2 separate regions of the Homo sapiens genome follow, and region 2 is linked to region 1. A link is an interaction called in ENCODE POLR2A ChIA-PET data of the cell type or tissue named here. Cell type or tissue: CD4-positive, alpha-beta T cell. All regions are shown on one strand. Links, peaks and the distances in the headings refer to the core of each region. The heading gives the core; the rest is flanking DNA.

Region 1 (9,982 bases), core at 713-8,712:
TTTCTTGCCTTATCTAGAAGTCAGTTTTTTGGGTCTCAAGAACTATTTGCCTTTGGATGTTGTCTTTTGAAATCCACCTTTTTAGTGGAGATTGGCAGAAAATATTGCCTCATGCATCAAAGATTCTTCCTGTACACTTCGTGTATTAAAGTGAAGAGCTCTTCTGTGCGCCGTTCATGGTGCTCTATGCGCAGTCTCGTCTTTCTCTCATTCTTTACTTGTTAGAGGATCTGTGATCTGTCCTTAAGTTCTAGAAACTAAACCTTCAATGTCAATTTTCCTGTAAGTCCAAGAATATATTTCATTCCATGGAGAATTGAAAACGGGAGATAAAACGGGAAAATCTCTTGCAGCTTAATCCTCCTATGAGTTTACTTCAGGCTTTTAGCTATGAATAATTTAAAGAACTTGAAGGTACCAGAAGAGATTCTTTACAGAAAAAAATCTGTCCTAACTGATTTTGATCAGCAACTCTTTGGCATTTTTGTTTTTTGAGATGGAGTCTCGCTCTGTCACCCAGGCTGGAGTGCAGTGGCACTATCTCGGCTCACTGCAAGCTCCACCTCCCAGGTTCACACTATTCTCCTACCTCAGCCTCCGGAGTAGCTGGGACTACAGGCACCCGCCACAATGCCCGGCTAATTTTTTGTATTTTTAGTAGAGACAGGGTTTCTCCGTGTTAGCCAGGATGGTCTTGATCTCCTGACATCGAGATCCGCCCACCTCGGCCTCCCAAAGTGCTGAGATTACAGGCGTGAGCCAGCGCGCCCGGCCCTCTTTGGCATTTTTAAGGGCTTTATTTATTTGAAAATATTGTGTTATTTTATTATTTTACCAGTAATGAAATAAGCATCTTAGAAAAGAAGCTTTCTTTGCCTTTCTGGTTAAACACATAATTCCACCACTTAAGAGATCAACATTATTAATATTTTGATATATGTTCTTGCAGCCTTAAATTTTTTTTCTCACAAAACTTTTAAAAGTACATATATAGTTTCTGCAAAAAGAAGATCATATATTTTATAATCTGATTTTTACACATAGAATAGTTTGTGGACATTTTAGCAGAGCAGTAAATATACAGGTGCATCATCATATGTCTGCACCTTGGAAATTTGATCATTCCACTATTGTTTACCTTTAGGTTCTTATTTATATATTTCTGGGCATTTGTCCACTTAATTACTTCATGTGTTAATTTGTTTCTGCTGCCACAACAAAATACCTCAGTGTGGATAATTTATAAACAATAGAAATTTATTTCTCACAGTTCTAGAAGCTGGGAAGTCCAAGGTCACAGCCAGCAGATTCTGTAGTTGGTGAGAATCACAGCATCCTCACATGGCAGAGAAGGTGAAAGGGATGAACTTGTTCCTTCAAGCACTTTTATGAGGGATCTAATCCCGTTCATGAGAGCCCTCATGGCCTAAACACCTTCTTTTTTTTTTTTTTTTTTGAGACAGAGTCTCACTATGTCACCAGGCTAGAGTGTAGTGGCTTGATCTCAGCTCACTGCATCCTCCACCTCCCAGGTTCAAGCGATTCTCCTGCCTCAGCCTCCCTAGTAGCTGGGACTACAGGCACATGCCACCATGCCCAGCTAATTTTTTTTTTTTTTTTTTTTTTTTGGACATGGAGTGTCGCTCTGTCGCCCAGGCTGGAGTGCAGTGGTGTGATCTCGTCTCACTGCAAGCTCCACCTCCTGGGTTCACGCCATTCTCCTGCCTCAGCCTCCCGAGTAGCTGGGACTACAGGCACCCGCCACCACACCCGGCTAATTTTTTGTATTTTTAGTAGAGACAGGGTTTCACCACGTTAGTCAGGATGGTCTCGATCTCTTGACCTTGTGATCCACTCGCCTTGACCTCCCAAAGTGCTGGGATTACAGGTGTGAGCCACTGCACCTGACCATGGCCTAAACACCTTCTAAAGGCTCCACCTCATAATACTGTTGCACTGGGGATTAAGTTTCAGCATGAATCTTGGAGGGACACAAACATTCAAACCACAGCATGTACTTAGGAAAAATTCTTCCTGTGGACTTGCTATATCCAAGGATTATGCATATTCTCGTGACTTTTAATACATGCTGACAGATTGCCCTATTGAAAGGTTGTACCAGTTTGACATTGCTGTGGTCAGAGTGCTTTTCCCCATGGTCTCATCATTCCCTGGTTGTTTTAAAGGCATGCTGGAGAATTGCTCAGCAAATTCTCCAAAATGTCTCAGCAACTGGAGGGCCCCATTTGCATCCGGAATTTGGAGCAGATGCTGTCGTACATAGGGGGACTTTCCAAGGCTGGATGTATTTCTGTTTTTAAAACAGAGATTTTAAAAAGTAGTAATGGTGGCCAGGCAATGGTGGCTCACGACTGTAATCCCAGCACTTTTGGAGGCCGAGACGGGCGGATCATGAGGTCAGGAGTTCAAGACCAGCCTGACCAACATGCTGAAACCCTGTTTCTCTACTAAAAATACAAAAATTAGCTGGGCATGGTGGCGGGCTCCTGTAATCTCAGCTACTCAGGAGGCTGAGGCAGGAGAATCACTTGAACCCAGGAGGCGGAGGTTGCAGTGAGCTGAGATCGCGCCATTGCACTCCAGCCTGGCGACAGAATGAGACTCCGTCTCAAAAACAAAAGTAATAATGGTAGATGATATTTTAGTAACTGGTGATAGAGTTAGTGAAGATGAAAGCATAGACCTTTGAAATTCTGTCTGTATTATGATTCTAATCTTACAAAGTAAGATCTGGAGTTTTTAAAGCTTTAGTGAAAAAAGACTGGGTACTTCAGGCTTGGGTGTAAAGCTAGGTGCTATAACTTACGCTATAGCAGAGTGACTTTGGGGCAGGTTATTTAACCTTTCTCAGCCTCTGTTTTCTAAATGCAATCCTTTAGGGTGTTTTTTTGAAGGAAAACAGTATATGTGAAAGACGTTGGCACAGGGCCTGGCAGATATGAGCCCTGTCAACAACAGCTTTGTAAATTTTGTGGTTTGTTCAACCTTATCCAACTAAAAAACTTGTTAAGCCATTGTGATGTTAAGAACAGACACTGAGAGACATTAATGTGGAAAAAGACTATAGTACCGTGCAAGTTTTTATTCAAGCACTGCTTTGACTCAAAATGATTATCTACTCTTCCCCCATCTTCTCTTTCTTATCATAGTTTACTGGGAAAAAATCAGATGATTTAGCTAAAAATAAGCAAACAAAAAGCAACATGTAAAAATGGGTACATCTTCCTTATATAGAAATAAACGCTGCCAGGCGTGGTGGCTCACACCTGTAATCCCAGCACTTTGGGAGGCTGAGGCAGGCAGATCACAAGGTCAGGAGATCGAGACCACCCTGGCCAACATGGTGAAACCCCATCTCTACTAAGAATAGAATAATTAGCTGGATGTGGTGGCACGTGCCTGTAATCCCAGCTACTCGGGAGGCTGAGGCAGGAGAATCGCTTGAACCCAGGAGATGGAGATTGCAGTGAGCCGAGATTGCGCCACTGCACTCCAGTCTGGTGACAGAGCGAGACTCTGTCTCAAAAAAAAAAAAAAAAAAAGAAAGAAAGAAATGCAAGTAAGTTATTCCATGTATTAAACAAGGGCAGCTGTGAAAGAGCAGGAGCATATGTGGCAAAATATTGGGTTAAATATAAGTATTGGATTTGAAGATGGAGAAGTCAAATGAGTATGTGGAGTTGTGTAGCTGAAAGGAGGTGAGGAGCCCAGGATGTACTTTGGGGGATCAGCCAGGGCTTAGTGTTACTGAGAATTAAACACAGGATCCTTCCCTCTCTCCAGGCAACTACTGGATTCATTAGATCCTCATTCATTCATTAGATCCTCATTCATTAGATCCTAATTCATTGTTTATATACTCATCCATTTACTACATATTTATTATGCACCTACTATCTCCTATGACTGAGAAGTACAATGTTAAATTATACTTGGGGGGATCAGAATCCATACCATCAAGGGCTCACTGTGAAGCTGGCAGAGAGACATGGAAACAACAGGAGCCATGATAATGTACTGTGGATAGCCAGTGGGGAAAATGATGTTTCCTGGAGGAGGGGACATTTGAGCTGAGTCTTGCAGGAAGAGAGACAGTGAATTCTAAAGGTAGAGGAAGGATGTTCCAAACAGAGGGAAGTGAAAAAGGGCCTTGAGTTCTGGTTGCTCCAGGAGTTTGATGTAGCCGGTGTCAGGTGCCGTGGTAGGACTGGAGGCTGGAAAGGGGGCTGGGTCAGACAGTCAAAGCTGGATGTTTGTAGCCAGTGGAGAACCGCCCACCTAGGTTTATAAACAAGGACATGGTCAGCTGAATTTGAAAAGGGGGTAATCACAGGTTGTTGACAAGTTTGTAAAATTATATATTTTAACAGAATGAGTATCTTTTAATATAACTAATAAAGGATTGGAGGTGGAGCCTGCCATGGACCCTCAATTGTGGTTTTTCAATGAAGCAGAGGGCACATGGCACATGCTGCTTTTCTGCCCAGGATGACAGTGTTGCAGGATCCAAGACTGCTGTATGGAAAGCCTATCTTAATTGTGGGCAGCAGCAGCCCAGTGCTTTCTGAGCCATGTGAGGTTACTAATTGAGGTTAACATCAGAGAACTAGATGCCAGTGGGAGGGATTGGGACCATTTGAGCAAGTAAGATTTTCTCTAGAGGCAGGGGCTTGTCCCTATGGTTTATTTTTCGTACCTAGGTAGAAAGTGTATATCTCTGTGCCAAGTTGTACTAATTATCTTGGTTTGTCATTTTATTTTTGTCAACATCTTACCAGTTTTTAAAACAATAAACTCTGGTGAGGGGAAATGCTATTTTGTACAGAGTGACTGTGTGTTTTAATTTTGTATATTTCAGAAAGCTTCCAGTTTTCAGTGGTTAGCGAAATAGCAACTTGCTTTATTTAATCAACAGGATGTTTTAGCTTAATTGTACTTGAGAGCTTTTTATAAACTAGCAAAAAGTCAGTAGCATTTCTAATACTTTAAAATGTTACAATTTTTCAGACAAATTACTTTTGCTAAATTGTACAGATGAGGATAATACTTGAAAAGTCTAAGAGTGAGAAACAAGAAAGATACTAAGAGGAAGCTTAAAGAAAAGTGAGGAAAAAGGAAGATGAAGTGTTCAATGTAGTCATATAATTGCTTAGATAGCATTTAATGAGAAAGTTAGCATTGTTCTCATATATACACGTAATATAGTGTATTTCATAGATTTAAATAGTCAAGGAGGAAAAACTTTCTCTACTCTCTTAGGCTTAGTGATTGAGGGTCTGCAAATTAAATTGACAAGAGACAGATTGCAAGATAAAAGACATTTAATCATAGAAGAATGTGAGCCAAAGGAATGGTTAGAAGTAGGGGCTTGTATGTTATTTTAATAGGGGAAGGGGAGGGGAGAAAAGGGAACTTATGGGAAAACAAAGGACTTTTTGGAAAGATAAGTGGGCGTTTAGGAGAATAGATGAAAGATGCGATAGTTTGGTGGTAATATCAGCTTGGTGTGGTGTGAAGACTTTTCATCTCTGGTGATGAGTCGCTCTTCCTTGGTTGCTCTTGGGGAGGGGATTTATGTTAATTGAATTCTTTTTGAGAGCCTCTGCTTTTAGGCCAGTAAGAGATTTCAGGAACTTAATCACTTTCAGCTCTTTAATTTTTATGCCACAGTGGCATATTCTGGACCCCCTCACAATATATTGCCACTCAAATCATATTACCTCCCCTCCCCTACCAAGAACAATTACAGATAGTCGGATAGGAAAAGATGGTCCAGGTGTCACAATTCACATTTCTTTTTATTTCATTTTATTGGAAATTCATTAAAAATAGAATGCCTTAAGATTTATTCCTTCATAACACGTGATCAAGAGGATGAATTCAGACAAAAGTTAGTAAGGTATCAAATTGCTCCGGTAAGTTAAGCAGCTACTTGCCACATTGAAAATGTATATTTTTCTCTAGGGGTAAGCATAGGTTTGATTATACTTTAGATCATGTCCCTTCAAGTTATAAAGTCATCTCAGTAGAGTCTTTGGACACTAATGTTGAAACTGAGTCACAGGCTTTGTTTTCGCTTTATAAATGAGCACTCCTGAGTGTGATGCTTATTTCAGTGTAATATTTAGTATAACACAACTTCTTATTAAGGTAACACACTAGTTGTTATGCCTAACACAGCTCAGTAGGCAGAAGTCGAAACAGAAATGTACAGAATCAAGTTCTGGCTATTTTTGATTGGCAGCGGGTACAATCTGTAATCTGAGAGCGGGAGCCTGAGATGGCTGGTGATAGGTGTCAGTGAACAGACACGGAGAGCCCAGAACAGTGCTGCCAGAAGCCATGAAGAGGGCCTGGCATTGAAAAATAAGTGCCTGCTGTGGTGGAGGCAGAAGTGTACATGCCTGAAAACATAGGGAAGCTCAAAGAATTCTTCCAAATGGCTTCCAGCTCCTTGGATCCGTTCTTACTGGGCAGTGCCTACATGTCACAGTGACTTTCTTTACCTCGGTAATGATACAGTTCCACTGTGTTAGGCATATAGTTTTAGTAGTGAAGGTGATGTGCTGTAGTGCAGAAGCAAATTAGGCAAGACTCCTGGGTGATTGGTGTGTTGGGTCTGTAGAACTTACGGAAAGGAGAAGCAGCCATTCCTAGTGACAGGAAAAGTGAAGTTGCCACAGCTCCCCTTTTTGAGTGTTTAGTAGGAGTCAGGTGTGACACCTGCAGTCTGCAGTCTACATTTGAGTATGAGGACACTAAGCTTCAGAGATGGCCTTCCCTTCTTGCAGAAAAGGCTTGGCTGTAGGGAAGTGTGCCTGACCCCCATGCTTTATAGTTGGAATCTTGTTGATGTTGGGTCCATCTTGACTCACACACATACGTACATAAATAATGAAAAACTGTATGCAGATTTTTAAAGGAGAGGACTGAAATTCAGTGTAAAAACACCAATATGGTTTTTATACTGAATAAGGACATTTACATTACTTTTAAAAGGTCTTATGGGTCGGGCGTAGTGGCTCATGCCTGTAATCCCAGCACTTTAGGAGGCTGAGGTGGGTGAAACACTTGAGTCCAGGAGTTCGAAACCAGCCTGGGCAACATGACAAAACCCCACCTCTGCAAAAATACAAAAATTAGCCGGATGTGGTGATGTGTGCCTGTAGTCCCAGCTACTCGGGAGGCTGAGGTGGGAGGATCGCTTGAGCCCAGGAGGAAAGGCTTGCAGTGAGCTGCATCTAGCCTGGGTGACAGAACGAGATGCTGTCTAAAAAAAGAAAAAAAATGCTTGTCATTCTGGTACTTGAACTGAAATTACATTTGTAAAACAAGAAAATACTTGACCCAAGGAAGCACTTTACTCACACATTGTACACGTATGTTGATCTGATCCTTCTATCACAGAAGGACTTCCTGGTCTTGGCTTGGGAGATTGTGAACATTTGAACTGGCACTTCCTGTTCTTAATGGACCAGAGTTCATAACTAGCATGTGATTATCTTTAGGGTAAAGTCCTAGCAGTAGGATCACTGGTTTGATACATATTGCCAAACTGCTCCTACAGACGAGGTTTGCCAGTTTACACCATCAGTGGTGGTGCAGTTCCTTCGCACTCTGTAATGTAAATTTCGATTACCATTTTCATCTTTGCCAATCAGATAGATGAAAAATCACATCTCATTGTCATAATATTTGCATTTTTTGGATCATCAGTGAATATCTTTTTATATTTATATTGATCATTTGTATTTTTTTCTTGTTTGTGATTTTTGTCCATTTTACTAATAGGGTATTTGTGTTCTTACTGATTTTCACAAAGTGTTTGCGTATTCAGGGTACTTTTTGACATACGCTTTCCCTAATTTATTGTTTGCCTTTCAGCCTTATTTATGGTTGTCTTTGCTGGTTAGAAATTTTACAGTTTTGTATGATTACATTAACATCCACATAGAAATAAAGGTAAAGGTAAGGGAGTGTGAGGAAAGTTGTGAAATTACTTGTAGGCAAAGCAGTTTGGGCATGGCATAAAGTTAGCAACTTTGAGTTCATTTGTATACCAGTGCACAGTAATGCTATTACATTTATGAGGTTGTGTTTACTTTTTAATTTGGAAGGCTCTGTTTCTCAGAATTGGTTGCAACCCGCCAGGTGTGGTGGCTTACGCCTGTAATCTCAGCACTTTGGGAGGCTGAGGCAGGCAGATCACTTGAGGTCAAGAGTTTGAGACCAACTTGGCCAACATGGTGAAACCCCATGTCACTACTAAAAATGCTAACATTAGCTGGGCATGGTGGCGCATGCCTCTTATCCCAGCTACTCGTGAGGCTGAGGCAGGAGAATCGCTTCAACCTGGGAGGCAGAGGTTGCAGTGAGCTGAGATCATGCCTCTAAACTCCAGCCTGGGCATTAGAGGGAGACTCTGTCTCCAAAAAAAAAAAATTGGTTGCAACTCCTGCTGCCCTCCCTTACCTCCTCTCCGAGTCTCTGGCCACTCACTGCTGTCGAGTCAATAGCTGAGCTCCAGTGCTCAATACCCGTCTCTTCTTGCACATTTCTAAAATCCCTTGTAGTTTTTTTCCAGCTATGTAGGACTTTGACACTTGTAGATAAAGACTCATTATTTACTTGTAATTGCCTCTTCTCAAGAACCAGGCTGCAAACTGAGGCCTCTTAAGGCTAAATTGCCCATAAGTTGCTTATGATAACAGACTTAAATGCTGAATCATAAGAAAGTTCTCATTTTTCTCCTTCTGGCACTTGAACTGAAATTACATGTGTATATTAATAAAATGAGAACATAGCACTCGATTGAACCAAGAGTTTATTCACACACCATGCATCATGCTGATCCAGGGAGCCTTTGTGCCTTCTCAGATGTCTGTGATTTGGAAGAGGTTTCCAAACTCATTTCTGTTCTAAACAGTGTGAGATTTGGGAGACACAGGTTATAGGTGATCTGGCTCTGCCATTTTGCAAGGCTGCCAAACCTTGCCAAGCCCAAGTTTTATCTGCAGAAAGTGAGCATGACATGATACTGTTTGTGACGAGCTCTTTTTCAAACCATAGAGCTGTTTGGAAAAGCAAATCGTTGTGCCATGATTTGGGGTTTTTAGTTTTTTCTAGGTGAGTTTTTGGTTCTCTGTTTGTAATGTGGTGCAGTGTGGCTGCTTCCCAACCAGTGATGAATGCACACACTGATTTGTTGGAAGAACCAGTGCAGATGTTGGCTTTCCCCCAGGGAGTTTGCAGTGAATGCCGGTCTTCCAAATCTGTATTCTGCTGCTTTGGGGGGAGCCTTTCGTTTCTCTGCAAGTTTGGATCTGGGAGCTCTTGCTGTGCAAATTTTGCCCAGAGAATCTGTAGTATTCATTCTCCTGCCGGTCTCAGGGCAAGCCCAGTTTTTTGAATGAGACCTTCTGGAGCTACTGCAAACAGCCTTTCTGACCCCACAGTGAGGAGAAACTGAGGCAACCGAAGCCTTGAGGAGGGTTCTTTCACCAGTGTGAGCATAGCTGACTTTGGGATTCTTTTGTTGTGATCTGTGGATCAATCCTGTCCCTGAGCTCTCCTGATTTTGTTATAACAGCAGAGTCCACTTAGATTTTAACCATTTGATCAGCAGAGCCTTGTTTTTGGCCTGTTGTGCTGCATGATTTACAGTGTGCATCTGGATTTGTAATTATGCCTCACATAGTTTATATTTTGATTCACTTCAGGCTTTTCTGCTTTCTCCTCTTTACCTGCCTCTAGGGCCATATGGAGTGGAAGTTTGCATGTTGTTGTAAAAGCATTTTGAAATGTTCATCAGACTTTCATGGTTTCCTTACTTCCCTTTTAGGTTTTGCATTTTAAATTAGGTTATAGAATTGTGAATTTACCAAACTATATTGTGGATTTTATTCAAACAGTTTCTGTGGGTATGAAATACTGGTCATGTGTATGTATCAATATTTTATAT
Region 2 (9,982 bases), core at 566-8,565, 110 kb after region 1:
ACATTACATAAGTTAAATTCTCTTCTAAGAAGGTTCTTATAAGATGGTATTTCCTATTCTAACATTCTACTTTTGTATATTCATATAAAAGTTTTTTGGTTTTTTGTGTTTTTGTTTTGAGACAGATTCTCGCTCTGTTGCCCAGGCTAGAGTGCAGTGGCGTGATCTCACTCGCTGCAACCTCTGCCTCCCAGGTTCAAGCGATTCTCCTGCCTCACCCTCCTGAGTAGCTGGGACTACAGGCGCATGCCACCACGCCTGGCTAATTTTTGTGTTTTTAGTAGAGACAGGGTTTCACCATCTTGGCCAGGCTGGTCTCGAACTCCTGATCTTGTGATCCTCATGCCTTGGGCTCCCAAAGTGCTGGGATTACAGGCATGAACCACCACGTCTGGACAAAAGTTTTTGTTTTTTTTTTTTTAATTCTTAGAAGGTTATATTTTGAGTTCAGTATATACACCATCATGTTAAATTGCTAGCTCTGGTCTTCTTTTTTTTTTTTTTTTTTTTTTTTAAGTTATCCATGGGTTAGAAAAAGAACTATTCTTCTTCAGAGTGAAAATGAAACCTAGAATTTTTGGACTCCTGCTAAGATTAATTCACTAGATACTTACCAATTAAAAAATACAGCCCAAACCTCATTCCTACCTATAAACATTTCATTACTTTGTGAAATGCACCAAAATATCTTAGTGAGAGAAAAAGGAAACCAAAGGAAATTTGCCTGTCAAAATAGAAAATGTCAATATTTTGTTGGTGATAAGCAATACTCACTTTGTCCATTTCCTGTTTGAACGTGGCAAACACCTCGTTGCTTTTAGTTAGTGTGCTCTGGAATTCTTCAAACCTTCCTGAGTAGAGAGTGAGCTGTAAACAGAGGAAAGAGTGGATCTTTCAGAATACTTCCAGAAGAAAACATGTCATTGTTCATTATTTAAAGGAATTCTCAATATAGTATTAGTAATATGTTTAATTATTTTATTTACTACAAGATTAACCTAGGCCAGTGAGCATGATTGAAATGCTTCTTTAAAGAAAAATGGAAAAATAGTCTGGGCGCAGTGGCTCACGCCTGTAATGCCAGCACTTTGGGCGGCCAAGGCAGATGGATCACCTGAGGTCAAGAGTTTGAGACCAGGAGAATGGCGTGAACCTGGGAGGCGGAGCTTGCAGTGAGCCGAGATCGTGCCACTGTACTCCAGCCTGGGCGACAGAGCGAGACTCCGTCTCAAAAAAAAAAAAAAAAAGTTTGAGACCATTCTGGCCAACATGGTGAAACCCCGTCTCTACTAAAAATACAAAAATTAGCCGGGCATGGTGGTGGGCACCTGTAATCCCAGCTACTTGGGATGCTGAGGCAGGAGAATCGCTTGAACCCAGGAGGCAGGGGTTGCAGTGAGCAGAGATCACGCCATTACACTCCATCCTGGGCAACAAGAGCAAAACTCTGTCTCCAAAAAAAAAAAGAAAAAAATGAAAAAAGAAAATATGTTATTTCATTATATTAAAACTTTTATCAACATTGATTGAGTACTACATGCATGGACTGTATGTACAGAAGTATTTAACACATGGATCTGCATTTGAGGGACCTGCACTTCTAATGGGAAGACCATCTCAAAGACAACTTGACTATGGGACAATGGCTACATAGTCAAGTCAGTTAAGGACAGTGGGTGATCGGAGAAGGTGAGCATGGCAGGTGATCATGTGAGCCACATGTTTATGGAGAAGGTGAACCTGGAACTTGGTCTTGAAGGAAGGGAAAAAATAGACAAATGAAAAGACGTGATAAAGGCAATGTGGGCTGGACACGGACAAGGGCCATTGCCATGACACAGGTTGTACACCACTCTAGGCAGTTGCCATTTCTGTTTCAGACATCAGAGTTTTGTATGTTTATGAATATAGCATTCTAGCCAATAGCAGTTAAATGTCCCTTTTTATCAAAATCAGTTTATTACATCAGTTTTCCACAGATGGAAGTAATGAGTCTTGAAAAAGAGATGCCTTTTTCTAATTTGCAGAGAAGCATTGTATGGGTTAGCATTTGCCAAGTGTATGGCTCACCATGGAGATATAGCGAGGAGCATTTGTATCGCCAAGTCCTTAATTCAAGTGCTTGCATTCGGGGTGGAAATGGGGCAACACAGGGAAGGAGAGTGTGTAAATACTTGATCAGTGATATAATGACAGTGATAAAATAATAAAATCTTGTCTTTGAAAATAATATTAGGGTAGCATGTTTTGAATAAGAGAGGATTTAGTATGGATGATTCAGATTGGTCAAGCCTCAATTTTCAAATGAATCTTTGGTACTCTTGAGTGTCCAGAATAGTCCCAAGTCTTCAAATGGGTATAACATTTTCATACAACATAGTTTTTTGTATGAAGAAGCAGACTTGCAGCATCCGTCAATAAACAAGGGCCCTGGCTGCACTGGATAGACCAGGAAGGCTGGGTTATCAGCTGGAAGGAAGGCACCGACCGGTGTTATCAGTGAGACTGTCTTTTTTAAAGTACAGAAAGCACCCTGAATGAAAGCTGGCAGATTGGAGAGTTTCCAGTCTTGGGGTGTGGGTGTGAGAGGGAGTATGTATGAGTCAAACAACCCCTAGAGCCCAGAAAATTGCTTATCTAGAATGGGTTTTCCCCAATAATTTGGAGTAGTAGAGATTTTACTGCAGTAGACAGCAATAACATAAATCATTTCGGTAGAATACAGATTATCCAAAGAAAAGCCAAATGACAGCTGATTATCATTTTGAATTCTCTCATTAGTACTGTATGTGACAGAACCGAAATTTGTTTCTCATGATTCCTTGACACACAGATTAAAGAAGACAGAGTAAAGGGGCATCAAGGAATTCATGGCCAAGAAGGGGCTCTAGGGTTTTACACACACAGAGAGACACACACACTCTGTCTCTCACACACACACGCATGGTGCATAAGACAATGTTTACTGTGGTTTTTTTTTTCTTTCTTTTAAGAGACAGTCTGATTCTGTCACCCAGGCTGGAGTGCAATTGTGTGATCCTAGCTCACTGCAGCCTCAACCTCCTGGGCTTAAGGGATCCTCCTGCATCAGCCTCCAGAGTTGCTAGGACTACAGGCACATGCCCCATGTCTGGCTTTTTTTTTTTTTTTTTTTTAACACAGGCTGGTCTCAAACGCCTGGCTTCAAGCAATCCTCCTGCCTCAACATCCCAAAGTGTTGGGATTACAGGCATGAGCCACTGTACCCAGCCAATCATGTGCAATGCACTCTGACATATTCTGTTCAACTGTGTTTTTTCTTTCTTTCTTTCTTTCTTTTTTTTTTTTTTTTTTCAAAATACTGGCTGGAATCCACTGTGGGCCAGAATTAATTTCAGGGCCCACAAATGGGTCAGACCTCTTGGTCTGAGACACTGTGCCCTAGGGTTAGCTCCTGGGGACTGGCTACCTATCCTGTACATCATCCATTGGCCTAGGGTGGGAACAACTACCCCCAGCAGATCCTGGTCACCTTCTATCACAAAATCTTTTCATTTGTATTCTCAGCCCGGCCTCTTTTGTTAACTTTTTTCCTTAATTTCTCCCCATTCTTTTTCCAACTTATCAGTAACTCTAGCAGAGTTACATAGAGGCCTCAGACACTGTGGTCTCCTCAGCTGGTCCTCCCGATCCCTCTTGCAGCCCTGTAGTTGCAGGCTGCAGACAGACGGGGCAGGAGTGAGCACATGTCTGGTCCATCTCACAGATGCAGCCTTGCTGGAATCAGCAAGAACAACCACCCCCAGGACTTCAGCCTCAACATGAGCTAACAGGCATTAAAAGCCCTCAGGTTTGATTGTCTTCACTTAACTGGGTAAGGCTGTCACCATGTCTTACTTTTCCATGTGTACCTGTTATATTTTTTCATTATGTCTCAAAGTAAAGGCTTTAAAAAAGAAAAAGGCAGAATGTTCTTTGTGGTGTATTAATTGGGCAGATTTTGTTTCCTTTTCTTATGTTTTCTTGTTGCTGGCTCATGAGCATGGAGAAGACAGACACACCCAGAGTTCTGAGAAGTAGTGTCTTGATTCATCACCAGCTCTTCTGTGCTTTTTCTAGTTATGGTTTTCATTTTTGCTTTCTATTAAAAAAATTAATTGTAGTAAAATACACATAGCACAAAAGTTACCATCCTAACCATTTTTAAGTGTATAGTTCAGAATTGCTAAGTATATTTCCAGTGTGGTGCAACCAATCTCTGGAACTTTTTCCATCTTGCAAAATGGAAACTTTATACACATTAAACAACAATTCCCTATTTCTTCCTTCCAGTGACCAGTCTAACATTTTGCTTTTCTTCCTATTTGACCTCTCTGTCTGGTGGCAAAAACTATGGATTTCTCAGATAACTCTAACACTCTCCTACTTACTAAATGTTTGTGCTTCTTGTTTACTAAATGGATATTTGTTTGGTAGCGTCTTCCCTCTCACTATCGTGCTGACAGGATACATGTTTGGTTTCATGTGTCATATTCCCAGTCTCACTTTGGTATTTCACAGAGCCAGGGAAGGACATCCAGAGGTCATGCACAGCATTTCCCCTGCCAGAGGCAGAAATAGAAACAAACTCTTCTATGATTAGAACAACAACAAAAATTGCCTCAATATTTCACTTTTAAATGGGCCAAGTGACAAACACAGTCTTTTCACTGAGCACCAAATTTTAATTACAGACACTCATAGACATGGGAAACAACTGTGTCCAGGAATCATCTTGGTGAACCTGTGAGATTTGGTTTGGGAGTTAAGTCCTATGACAAGAACAGGTGCAGCAGTGCTCTCCTCTCACCCTGTAGAGGTATGGGGAGGACTTCAGACTTTAAAGACTCTGATTACATGCTTTCCACAATTTACCCACTCATCTTTCCCCTTGGGTAGTATTTTGCGTCCACATCAGATATTGCTGACTTCCCACATCTGCTACTGTCTTCATCCTTGTTGATCCAATGAACACTCGATTTTGTAGTGACAATTGTATCCCATTGATCATCTCTGACATTTATTCTGTTGCCTTGGCTTGTATAATTGAAAGCCAGACATCGCTTCCCTAAGTGAGAAGCCTGCCCCCAATTGGCCAGCAGTTGTCTTATGACTGAAAAGTGACTTCTCTAGGAAAATAACACAATCTGTCCTTGATAATTCTGTTGCCCAGACCTTAGAAATGGGGCCTTGGCCTTGGCCTCCTGCTACTCCCACCCCTTTAAAGGCAGCGTAAAACCAAAGGAAGTGTTGGAGTGTTATGCAAAAGAATCTGTGATAGAGTTTGTTTTCAAAGTTTAGAAGTTTTAGAAATATAATGTTGATACTTTTTAATGAGGAGCTTGTTTAAACATGATTACGCATAGGGATTCAGGACCTCTATTTTATTCTTGAGGCTTAAGTAATTATTGGAATTTCAAAGGTAACTTGGAGACAAAAAAGAAAGACAAAGGAGGGTTCTTGCAATTAGTGAGGCTGCCTGCACTGTGGAACACTGCAGGCAATGGACAAGGCGGGGTCAACTTAGCTTAGGGCCACACTTCTTCAGCTCTGGAAGTTCTCTATGCTCATGAACTACAGCTGAATAGCATCTTGAGATCATCTTTTCCAGCGGTTCTTCAACTTTTTTGCAACTTAAGACTCCTGTTGGGCCGGGCGCAGTGGCTCACGCCTGGAATCCCAGCACTTTGGGAGGCCGAGGTGGGCTGATCACGAGGCCAGGAGATCAAGACCATCCTGGCTAACACGGTGAAACCCTGTCTCTACTAAAAATACAAAAAATTAGCCGGGTGTGGTGGCAGGTGCCTGTAGTCCCGGCTACTCGGGAGGCTGAGGCAGGAGAATGGCGTGAACCCCGGGAGGTGGAGCTTGCAGTGAGCTGACATCATGCCACTGCACTCCAGCCTGGGCAACAGAGTGAGACACCGTCTCAAAAACAAACAAAAAACTCCTGTTGTCTCATATTTCCTTCTCATATTTCCATATTTCCTTATATGAAATCCTTACCTATGAAATAATACTACTAGTTCATACACTAATTAATAGTCAAGCAGAGATTTTTCTCTCTCTTATTGATGATTATATCGCCAAACCTAGAACCATGCCTAGCACTTAGTAGATGCTCAGTAAATATTGGTTGAATTAATTATGCTTATTTTGGGCCAGACACTGAGCAAAATGCTTTGGATGCATGATTTGAAAACCAACTACATATATTACATATGCATTAACTGATTTTCCTTTTAAAAACTTAAACATAGGCATAATTTCCATCCACAGTTGCTGAGCAAGAGGTGAAGTAATACCAGAAACAACTACATTTTAGATAGTAGCTGCTACCTTATGTGCTGATGTTTTGGAAACGCTGAAAAGTCATAGGCCTCTCAGGGGTTGCACGACTCCAGGCTGGGGTCATTGATTCATTATAGCATTTTCATTTTGCAGACAAGGAAATTTAGTTCCATAGAGGTTTAGGTGGGTTACACAGGGTCACACAGCTTCTCGGTAAAAGAGCCAGGACTCTGACCTGGTGCCTTGACTCAGGGATGAATGAGGAACAATAGCAAATCTAGAACCCCTGGTTGATGGTTTTTTAAGTTTGAGGGGGTATAAGGGGGAAATTAGATCAAAACTTTAATATTTGTATTGTACAGGTCATTAAAGGCCTCGATTCTGATGCCAGCTGAGTGAATCACTCTGTAGCCCACAGTTTAACAATGTAATCTACTCTGCTCAAGTTGATTGTCTTCATTTTGCATGGAGGAGTAGAGATTGCATGTAGCAGATGATGTGAACAGTGCACAGCTTCAAGTATTATTTATTGTTCCCCTCAAGGCTCTGTGTGGTGAATGAGGCACAGATAGAATTAGAGGCCTTGGCTTGATTCCTTGAGGTCACACCCCCTTTCCTTCTGCTAGACAGCCAGCAGTCAGCCACCCACCCTACACCATGATGTGATGAGTTCCGTGACTGCCTAAAGGATGATCTTGAGTTTGTAACTCTGGGCCCTTTGCTTCAGACACATTATGGTTCTAACTTCTATGTATCTAGTGTATTAAGACAATTCTTCTTTATTATCAGAGAGTAGTTCATACTGGAGAAAATAATTTATTATTGCTTTGCTATATATGCATTGCAGAAATATACTTTAAGAAGGCTAGATATGAAAATGTTCCCTGTATTTTTGTCTGTGCAGTAGTATAATCTGTGATTTTAAATTTCTTATTTGCTTTTTTCTTTTACAATGAACACGATTTGTGTGTGTGTGTGTGTGTGTGTGTTTACAGTGAACAAGTACTCAGCTGTCAGCATATAAACATTTACAAATCTTAAATTAATGCTGCCCAGCTTGGAAGGTTTCTGATTTCCTTGCCTTCGGTGAATTTCTCCCTGTGACCTCACAGTCCCTTTAGCACTTGGGTGTTTCCCAGGGCAGTGGAAGTCTGTGGCCTGTGGCAGGATGGTACTCCTGGAACCCACAGGGACCATTATTTAGGACAGGCAGAGCCCCAGGTAGGGGTAAGATGGGTAGGTCTGGCTTTCTTCCAGAGTCAGCTGTGGCATAAATGTCCAGAATGGTCCCCCCTTTTTTTGAGTCTGAAATAGGAACCCCCAGAGTCTAACAGAAGCACATAAAAGTTGTCACGCAGCCAAACCAAAATGGTTCCTGACTTGCCTGACACTTGTATCCATTCACCACTGACAAGGCCAACCTCTGATGGCATAGAAACTTGAGTGGTGACTATTTTTCTCATTTTCTTTTCTTTTCTTTCTAAACAGATGGAGTCTCACTCTGTCGCCCAGGCTGGAGTGCAGTGATGTGATCTCGGCTCACTGCAGCCTCCGCCTCCTGAGTTCCAGTGACTCTCCTGCCTCAGCCTCCTGGGTAGCTGGGATTACAGGCACATGCTACCACGCCTGGCTAATGTTTATATATTTTTTAATAGAGACGGGGTTTCACCATGTTGGTCAGGCTGGTCTCGAACTCCTGACCTCAGGCGATCCGCCCGCCTGGGCCTCCCAAAGTGCTGACGTTACAGGTGTGAGCCACTGCGCCCGGCCTCATTTTCTTTTTATGATAAATAATATCAAGACATGAGGACATCTTAAGAATCGCCAGTCATAGATGGTGCATCTGAGCAGTTTACGTTTTCTTCTTACCTTAACAGGGCAATGAGAGGGGAAGTACGGTGGAAATAAGAAGTGCTAGATGGGAACCTGGACACTGGCTGACTCTCTTGACCACTGTACTGTCATCCATTGTCTGTCAACAAACCTTTGACTGGATGTTGCCGGCGCAGAACATTTCTTTTTCATAGATATAATATTGTGCTTTTATTTTTACTTGAAAATATGAATAAATGTGAAGTTGTTCTTCATTTCCAATTCCCATCCCCCCATCCCCTGCCACATAGGAGGACTTCTGCTGCCCACCTTTGGCCCCAGCCTTTTTATCTGGGGACAGTGAGGACAGCACCCCCATGCCTCGTCCACCTGGCCTCACCTGAGCCTGCAGGACTGTCTCTTGCTCCTTCAGCACTTTCGCCTGAAGTTTCCACTCTGCTGCCTGGTTCAGCAACTATGAGAAGAGAGAGTGTGTGGAAAGATGGTCAGATTTGCCTTTTAGATTACTATTTGGCTGTAATTTGTCTACAAAACTTAGCAACCTGCTCATTAACCTCCTTAAGTAATTTTTTGGAACTTTGAAAAGAATCTAAGAAAGCTTAAAAAACCAGGCCCAGCATGGTGGCTCATGCCTATAATCCCAGCACTTTGGGTGGCTGAGCTGGGAGGATTGCTGGAAGCCAGGAGTTTGAGAACAGCCTGGGCTATATAGGGAGACCTTGTCACTGAAAAAAAAAAAAAACCAAAATTAGTCAGGGGTGGTGGTGCATGCCCGCAGTCCCAGCAACTCGAGAGGCTGAGGCAGGAGGATCACTTGAGCCCAGGAATCCCAGGTTGCAATGAGCTATGATGGCACTGCTGCACTCTAGCCTGGGCAATAGAGTGAGACTCCATTTCTAAAAAAATAAAGAAAAAGAAAGCTAAGAAAATAATTGGTCTAAAAAAGTTGGATTCTCAACTATAAACTAGTGGTTTTAATAAAAAAAATAGTCTCTAGCTCAAGTATGAATCACAAAAAATTCAACTTCCCACCACATTCTGGAACCTTCTCTAGTAATCTTGGCCAACAATCATTCAGCCTCTGCTGGAACCTCTCCAGAACATCCCCACTTGGTGCACTTTTGTTAGCAACTGTTTCTTTTCTTTTTTCTTTTTTTTCTTTGAGACGGAGTTTCTCTTTTGTCGCCCAGGCTGGAATGCAGTGGTGTGACCTCAGCTCCCTGCAACCTCCGCCTCCTGGGTTCAAGCAATTTTCCTGCCTCAGCCTTCTCAGTAACTGGAATTACAGACACCTGCCACCATGCCCAGCTAATTTTTGTATTTTTACTAGAGACGGGGTTTTGCCATGTTGGCCAGGCTGGCCTCCAACTCCTGACCTCGTGATCTGCCCGCCTCGGCCTCCCAAAGTGCTGGGATCATAGGCGTGAGCCGCCGTGCCCGGCCAACAACTGTTTCTTTAGAGTACATCCAGAATCATTCTCCTAGACCACTGTTCTCCACCATAGCACACTTGATACAATAAGAACTATGTATGTCCTTGGTCTTTGTCCCTGATTCCTGACACAGAGCTTCTAACATGCATCAGAATCTCCTACGGAACATATTAAAAATGCAGATGCCTCTCAGATAATATGATTTAGGAAGTACAGAGTGTGACTGAATTCTATGCTTCAAGAAAATACCCAAAATGGTCTGGATATCGGTGGCCTGTGGATTACATTTTGAGAAGTATGGGTTAGAAGTTTGACCTATTGGTCTAAATCCTGGCCCCTGAGAGCTGATGGGTTAAATTGGAAAGGGGATTTGGGCATACAATGACACATTCATATATAAGCTTGTA

The links. Peaks named below come from ENCODE experiments on the same cell type or tissue, not always from the same donor. Only the 100,000 strongest peaks of a DNase experiment are listed, where the experiment ranks them.
Region 2: POLR2A ChIA-PET joins it to region 1 with 14 read pairs; 5 of 35 experiments call an interaction of 5 or more read pairs at or near these places.

Annotation. Positions count from the first base shown.
Region 1 is chr6:139,140,316-139,150,297 of GRCh38, forward strand. The region is part of intron 1 of HECA (hdc homolog, cell cycle regulator); the gene reads left to right. Among named protein-coding and RNA genes, the nearest start is that of HECA, 10 kb to the left of the region's middle. In CD4-positive, alpha-beta T cell, for the core only: no CTCF peak of the experiment used is centred there; a DNase peak (open chromatin) is centred at 4,530; H3K4me3 peaks cover 4,081 bases; H3K27ac peaks cover 3,064 bases.
Region 2 is chr6:139,247,043-139,257,024 of GRCh38, forward strand. It overlaps TXLNB (taxilin beta), which reads right to left. Exons shown (of 10, transcript NM_153235.4): 7 at 8,522-8,596; 8 at 775-867. Among named protein-coding and RNA genes, the nearest start is that of TXLNB, 40 kb to the right of the region's middle. RefSeq lists a silencer at 3,530-3,824. In CD4-positive, alpha-beta T cell, for the core only: CTCF peaks have their summits at 923 and 3,741; a DNase peak (open chromatin) is centred at 3,719; H3K27ac peaks cover 2,061 bases.